Regions from separate parts of the Homo sapiens genome. Here region 2 is linked to region 1. A link is a loop called in an ENCODE intact Hi-C map of the cell type or tissue named here. Cell type or tissue: heart right ventricle. All regions are shown on one strand. Each heading gives the region's core, and the rest is flanking DNA. Links, peaks and the distances in the headings are about the cores only.

Region 1 (2,887 bases), core at 87-2,586:
TCACTTTGTCTCCCAGGCTTGAGTGCAGTGGCTCCATCTAGGCTTACTGCAGCCTTGACCTTCTGGGTTCAAGTAATCCTCCTGCCTCAGCCCCGCAAGTTGCTGGGACTACAGGCACGCCACCATGCCCAGCTAATTATTTTGTATTTTTGGTACAGACAAGGTTGCGCCATGTTGCCCAGGCTGGTCTCGAATTCCTAAGCTCAGGTGATCCTCCCGCTTCAGCCTCCCAAAGTGCTATGATTACAGGCATGAGCCACTACCCCTGGCCAGGTGGCCTTTTAACTTCGTCCCAACTTCGCAGAGCCCCAGTCGCCTCTCTATCCGCGGACCCCAGACCCGGGGCCAAATCTCCTCTTTGCCTGGCCTCCAACCTGCTCCCCTCGCCGGTTTGGAGCCCTGGGGTTCAGATCCCGTCCCTTTAGCTGAACCCCGCCCCTCCAAACAGCCGCGTGCGTGCGGTCCGCCGACTCTCTCCCGGACTCGCCCAGGTCCCGCCCCTCACCCCGGGACTGCGTCGCCGCAGAACTTCCCCAGCCTCCGGGAGTCGTCGCTCACGGCTCCGTTGAACACGCTGACCGAGTCATAGCGGCAGTAGGTGTCCGGCTCCAGGTCAAACTTCTCGAAGGTCAGCGCGATGACCTGGCGGCGGGCGGAGGCGGGGACTGCGCGGCGGGACACCCCTGGGCGCCTGCACCTCATCTCCTACTGGGTGCCTGCAGCAGCTCCCACTCCCACCTCCCGCGTCCTCTGGGCCCCCCTCCTGAAGGCGTTCACACCACAGCACGGAGGACCACACACACCCATGGGACCCTGCAGGGGTGTCGGTCGTCGTGGTTGGCAAGGTCAAGTCCTGGCGCACTCACAAGTGACAGGCCCGCGTGTTATACCAGGACCCTGTACCTCGCTCTCCTGAGACTTGTCTCAGTTGTAATTTTTACATTTTTGTTTGCGTGCATGCAGGGGTTGGGGCTGTTTTGGGTGCCCACCAGCGCAAGCGCAGTGCTCGGGACACAGCAGATCTTCAATAAATCTCTGCTGGCTGCAAGCTGGAGGGCGCCGCCTGGGTCCCCTAGGGCAGCCCGGGGAGGAGGGTCGGTACCTGGTCCGGGGGCGCGATGATGTGCCAGGAACAGCTGATGCCCGGGGGGTAATCGGACTCGGGCCAGTTGGGCGTGGTCAGGGTTCCCTGGGCCTTCTCCAGCCGCCCCCCGCAAAATTGGTGCTCTGGGGAGGGGAGAGAGGAGCGGGGGTGGGGGGCGGTGGAGACCCTCGGTCAGCTTCAGGAGAACTCTAGGCTGGGAGCCCCGGCAGGCAGCTCGGATGTCTGGGGCTCAGGATGAGGGGACGAGAAGAAGGGGAGGTAAGATGGGGGCAGGTTAACAGAGAGCGGCCGGGAGGAGCGCGGCTCGGGGAAGTCTGGGGCCGCAGGGCGCACTGGCGGGCGGTGGAAGCGGGAGGAGGAACTGGCTGGACGCCCCCTTCTGGCCCCTCCCCGACCCGCGGCCGCACCGCGCCTCTTCCCCTAGGAGATCCCATCTCCCCGGCCCTGCAGCAGAGTCCCCTTTCAGGCTGGAGAGGGTGTCCTCGACTTGGGGCACAGCCCCCGAGGACCCCTTTAGGGAGGTCCCCGCCTGAAACATTGCAAGGGAGACTTCTGCCGCCAGGAGGGGGTGATGGGACCGCAATCGGGAGCCCAGGGCTGGGTGTAGGGGCCCCCCGGGGTTGGAGGAACCTAGTCCCCCCAGCCCTGGGGTGCCCCCTCGCGCCCGACGGAGGGAGCCCGATTGCGGACGGGGGCCGGCAGTTACTCACCGTCCCAGTAACCCCAGGCCGCCCATTCCACCCGCGGGTCGGTGACCCATTTCCGCCTCGCGCCTGGGGGGGGCCCTGGAAGAGGGATGGGTGGGTGCGGGAGGAGGGGAGAGAAGACGGGGAGGAGGGACTGAAGGGGCGGTTAGTGAGGAAAATGGGTCAGGGAGGTAGGGGGCCCTAGGCACTGGGGCGCGGGGTGGGCGGGGCGGAGGTTAGGGCTGGGGGCGGGGCTGCGGCCGGGGCGGGGCCTGGAGGGGGGGAAGGCGGAGGTGAGGGAGTTCTCACCAGTGCCCGAGGTGGCCCGCCCGCTGTACCAGAGCAGGAAGCCTCGTCCTCCTGTGCCCTCATCCGTCGTCATCCTCAGGGTCACCTGGTTGCCGGGGGCGACTAGGGGCGCAGGCCGGAAGGTCCCACAAAAGCGTCCGAGCCGCTGGCCGGAAGTCCCAGACCCAGCGAAGACCTCCAGAGCATCGTAGCGGCAGGCGGGGTGCAGCTCCAGGTCGAAGACTCGGAATGAGAGGGACACAGTCTGGCCCTCGGGGACCTGATAGCGGGGACAGAGGCGGGGACCCACAGAGTCAGGCCCCACACAACCCAGCCAGAGGGCAGCTCCCCTGCCCCAAGCGTTTCTTGCAGAAACGGACTGAATGGGAAGGGGCCTCCATGTGAGTGCAGAGCAGAGGGCCTGGTCTCTGCAGCTCTGCTGGTAGCCTGTGCAGGGGACAAGAGCTGAGGCTTTGGAAGAGGAGGGAGGGCCGGGGACTGGAGAATGAAGATTTGAGGGAAGGGTTAAGATGATGCGTGTTACGGTGGGAATGATGCCTTCAGTGACAGAGGGAAGACACTTGGAGCTGCCCCAGGTTGAGAAGGTGGTGCGGGGGGGACGGGGGGGGGGTCCCTTCGCAGTCAGGCCTTTTTGCCTCTGAGACTTTAACAAGGGGTAGTGCCCAGAGGGGTTTCTCACCGTTATGGTCCAGATGCACTCCTTATTAGGGGGGTAGAGGTTGGGGAACCCCTCACTTGCCACGTAACCTGATTCCCCCTTCACATCCCCTCCGCACAGGAACACGGG
Region 2 (2,887 bases), core at 210-2,709, 75 kb before region 1:
AGAAAACATTAGGAGAGGCAAAAATATTGTTAAAAACTAGACTCTAAACACCCCTTCCTGCTGTGAGGATAGTGGGTGTGACAATGGAAGGTCCACAGAGGTTTTTGTTTTTTGGTTTTTTTTTTTTTTTTAAGAAAAAAAGATGAAAAATGAAAAAAAAAATGGTTAGGAGGCTGAAAGAAAAAACACACTGTTATTTTGGGGCAGTGGGGACACAGGCCCCGTGGACCTGTCCTGCCTGGCCCCCAAGGCCATACTTACCCCCCAGAAGGCGGGCCATGGGGTAACTGGAAGCTGGGGGCCAGCAGTTTGCACAGGAGGCCTGTCTGAGCCCCACCCGCCAGACCTGTTGTGAGCAGCTCCTGTCACTGAGGCTGGCTGAGGTGTCCGGGGTGGGGCCAAAGTAGCCCCTTGGCTTCGCTGCTTTGGGGGACAGTTGCACAAATTGGACGAGTGGCCCCAGCTCTCTGGCTGCCATCTTGTGCTGGCCGAGTAGACGGGAGGGGCCAAGCCGTGCCAACCTCTCTGGCTGGCAGGGTGGGGCAGCAGGACTCTGGTTCTGGTGAGGGGCGTCTCCCACTGCTGCCATTTTGGGGGACACCCTGGGTTTGAACCTGAAAGCCCCAGCTCTCTGCCTTGCCACGTGAATGTATTCTTTGGGCCACAAGCCCCCGCCTCACCCCTGCCTGAGCTGCCTCACCCCTGTGAGCGGCGGGGGTGGATGATTGCTCCAGAGGCTGCAGAGAGAAGGCTGAGCTGTTTCTCCAGTGAAGGGGGCAGGAGGAGGGGCCTCAAAGGCAAGGAGTGGGTGGCTTTGGGCTTAGGGTTGCAGTAGAGGGGCTGCCGCCCGGGGCCCCAACCTGTAGCCAGCTCGTAAGATGTGGACCACCCAGCTCTGCACCTGACCCTTCCGCTGACCAAATGGGAGAGGAGCAGGTGGCCTTCCGGGTCTGATATGATGCGCTTTTTACCGTTGGGTAAGGTTGGGGTGAAGAGAAGTGTGCGGCTCCTGGGTCAGAGGAGGCTGCCCCTTCTATTGCTCACCCACTTCTTATTCCCGGTCCCCTACTTGGGTTCGTCTCCGCCCATTTTGGGTTTTGTAACAGTTTTGTCTTTTGGGTTTCTCATCCAGCTCCTCCCATTGACCTCATTGCTCAGAGTGCAGTATTAGGGCAAGGCTTCGCCACTGCCTCCCTCCATGAATGTATTTCTCCCTCCTGCCCTGGGGACATGGGGAGTGGCCCGTTTCTTTCCCCATCTAGTCCCAGAAAGATGGTGTTTGGTTTTCTGTTGTTGGATTTTTTTTTTTTTTTTTTTTTTTTTGCACCAAAGTGGCAACTAGGTCAGTGTTGGGGGATCAAGCTGGCCTCGGGGTGGGGGGCCCCCACCTGCCTCTCCCTGGTTCCCACAGTGTTAGCGTCCCTGAAAAGACAATATTCTCTCTAAAGCAATAAGGGGTGACGGGCCGGGGGGAGTGTTTGCTGCTGCTGGCCCCCAGCTCCCCTTCCCTCTTGCCAGGTGTGGGGGAGACTCCTGTTGTGACTGAATGTAACCCCCCCACCCCTGCCGCAGCCAATGCAGGGGAAGGGGGACACTCTTCCTGTCTCTTCTCCCCAGCTAAAGAGACTTTGGACTTAGGGGGCCCATGAGCCTGGAGAGGCCTTAACCCTGTGAGGAAGTATAGGGGGAGCCCTCTCCCACCCCCATCCCCTTCTGAGAGTGGTCAATGTTTACAAGCCCCTGAGCCCCCCTGCCCAGGGACTCAGACCCTGTTGCTGTCCTTCCCCGGCCCCGGTCTTCCTGGGCCCTCGCTGCTCCCCTGCCCTTCCTGGGGTTGGGGTGGGTGCAGGGGTCACCGTGTTCCCTGTCTGCCTTGTACCCACAGTCTCCCCGCCCCCTCTCCACCCTGTGTGACTTCCCTCTCTTTTACCTGCTCCTGTAAATACTCCCTTCTCCCAATAAAACTTGGTGTGTGTTCTCCCGTTCCGCCTCCACTGCTCGTTATCTGGGGAGAGCCATGGGGATGAGTGGCTCTGCACAGAGCTGGGAACTAGGAGCTCTGAGCAGTGCCCGCCTGGTCAGGCTGGCTCTGGTCAGCAGCCTGACGGGGGAAACCATGGTGAGGGCTGCTTATCCGAGAACCTCTGGACGGAAGGCTCTGGGCTGGGGCTTCAGCTTTGCTCTGAGGGAGAGTGGGGACCCCACCCCCAGCCCCAGCTGCCTGGCAGGCCCCATACCTTCCCCACCATCCACCCCCTCAGCAGCCCTCAGGCAACAAAGTCCAGAAACAAGGAGAACACAGCAAGGGCAGAGACCAGGTACAGAGTTGGAATTGGCTCCTTTATGGAAAAACTGAAAATATAATAAAAATTAAAATAAAACCAGTTTTAAAAAAGCCAGCCCCTGGGGTTTCCACCTCCTGCCTCCGGCCCTCCAGAGGGGTGAGGCCCCAACCCCAGGGCAGCAGAAGGATGAGGGCCTCCTGCTCCTCCTCTTCCCCCATTCCATCCCCTTCTTATCTCCACAGTGGGGGCCCCGGGAGGAACCAAACCTGGGTGGGAGGGCAGGGACCCAAGGCCCCGTGGCCCGGGGAAGGGGGCTGGGATTGCGCCAGCCCCGCAGCCCTGGCCTGTAGTGTGGGCATGGGCAGGGCCCCTCCTGGCCTGGGCCCAGTGGGGGTGGGGCCATTAGTTCCAGATCTTGAGGAAGGAGTCCCAGGAGCCCGTGGCCACAGCCATGCCATCGTCGGTGACCCCGAGGCAGCTCACGCGGTTGTCGTGGCCAGCGAGGACTCCTGTGAAGAAGAGAGAAGTCAGAACCCATTGGGCCTGGGCTCCAGGTCCCTGCCCACCCAGCCTGGGCCCCAGCTGTCACCTGCACGGTCGCC

Evidence for each region. Peaks named below come from ENCODE experiments on the same cell type or tissue, not always from the same donor. Only the 100,000 strongest peaks of a DNase experiment are listed, where the experiment ranks them.
Region 2: it touches region 1 in a loop (3.0-fold over the local background); 71 of 110 quality-filtered maps call a loop at or near these places.

What each region holds. Positions count from the first base shown.
Region 1 is chr7:100,603,431-100,606,317 of GRCh38, reverse strand. PCOLCE (procollagen C-endopeptidase enhancer) reads right to left here. Exons shown (of 9, transcript NM_002593.4): 2 at 2,780-2,887; 3 at 2,101-2,359; 4 at 1,103-1,227; 5 at 506-642. PCOLCE-AS1 (PCOLCE antisense RNA 1) reads left to right here and starts at 2,280. Exons shown (of 9, transcript NR_038910.1): 1 at 2,280-2,480. RefSeq lists enhancers at 449-538, 549-618, 2,054-2,846 and silencers at 1,337-1,486, 1,667-2,046. In heart right ventricle, for the core only: CTCF peaks have their summits at 1,348 and 1,550; DNase peaks (open chromatin) are centred at 541, 652, 1,477 and 2,147; H3K4me3 peaks cover 2,489 bases; H3K27ac peaks cover 2,368 bases.
Region 2 is chr7:100,678,602-100,681,488 of GRCh38, reverse strand. GNB2 (G protein subunit beta 2) reads right to left here. Exons shown (of 10, transcript NM_005273.4): 9 at 2,875-2,887; 10 at 2,320-2,794. The coding sequence ends at 2,688. It overlaps GIGYF1 (GRB10 interacting GYF protein 1), which reads left to right. Exons shown (of 27, transcript NM_001375765.1): 27 at 1-1,982. Among named protein-coding and RNA genes, the nearest start is that of GNB2, 6.3 kb to the right of the region's middle. RefSeq lists an enhancer at 2,132-2,261. In heart right ventricle, for the core only: no CTCF peak of the experiment used is centred there; DNase peaks (open chromatin) are centred at 630, 1,146 and 2,677; H3K27ac peaks cover 1,645 bases.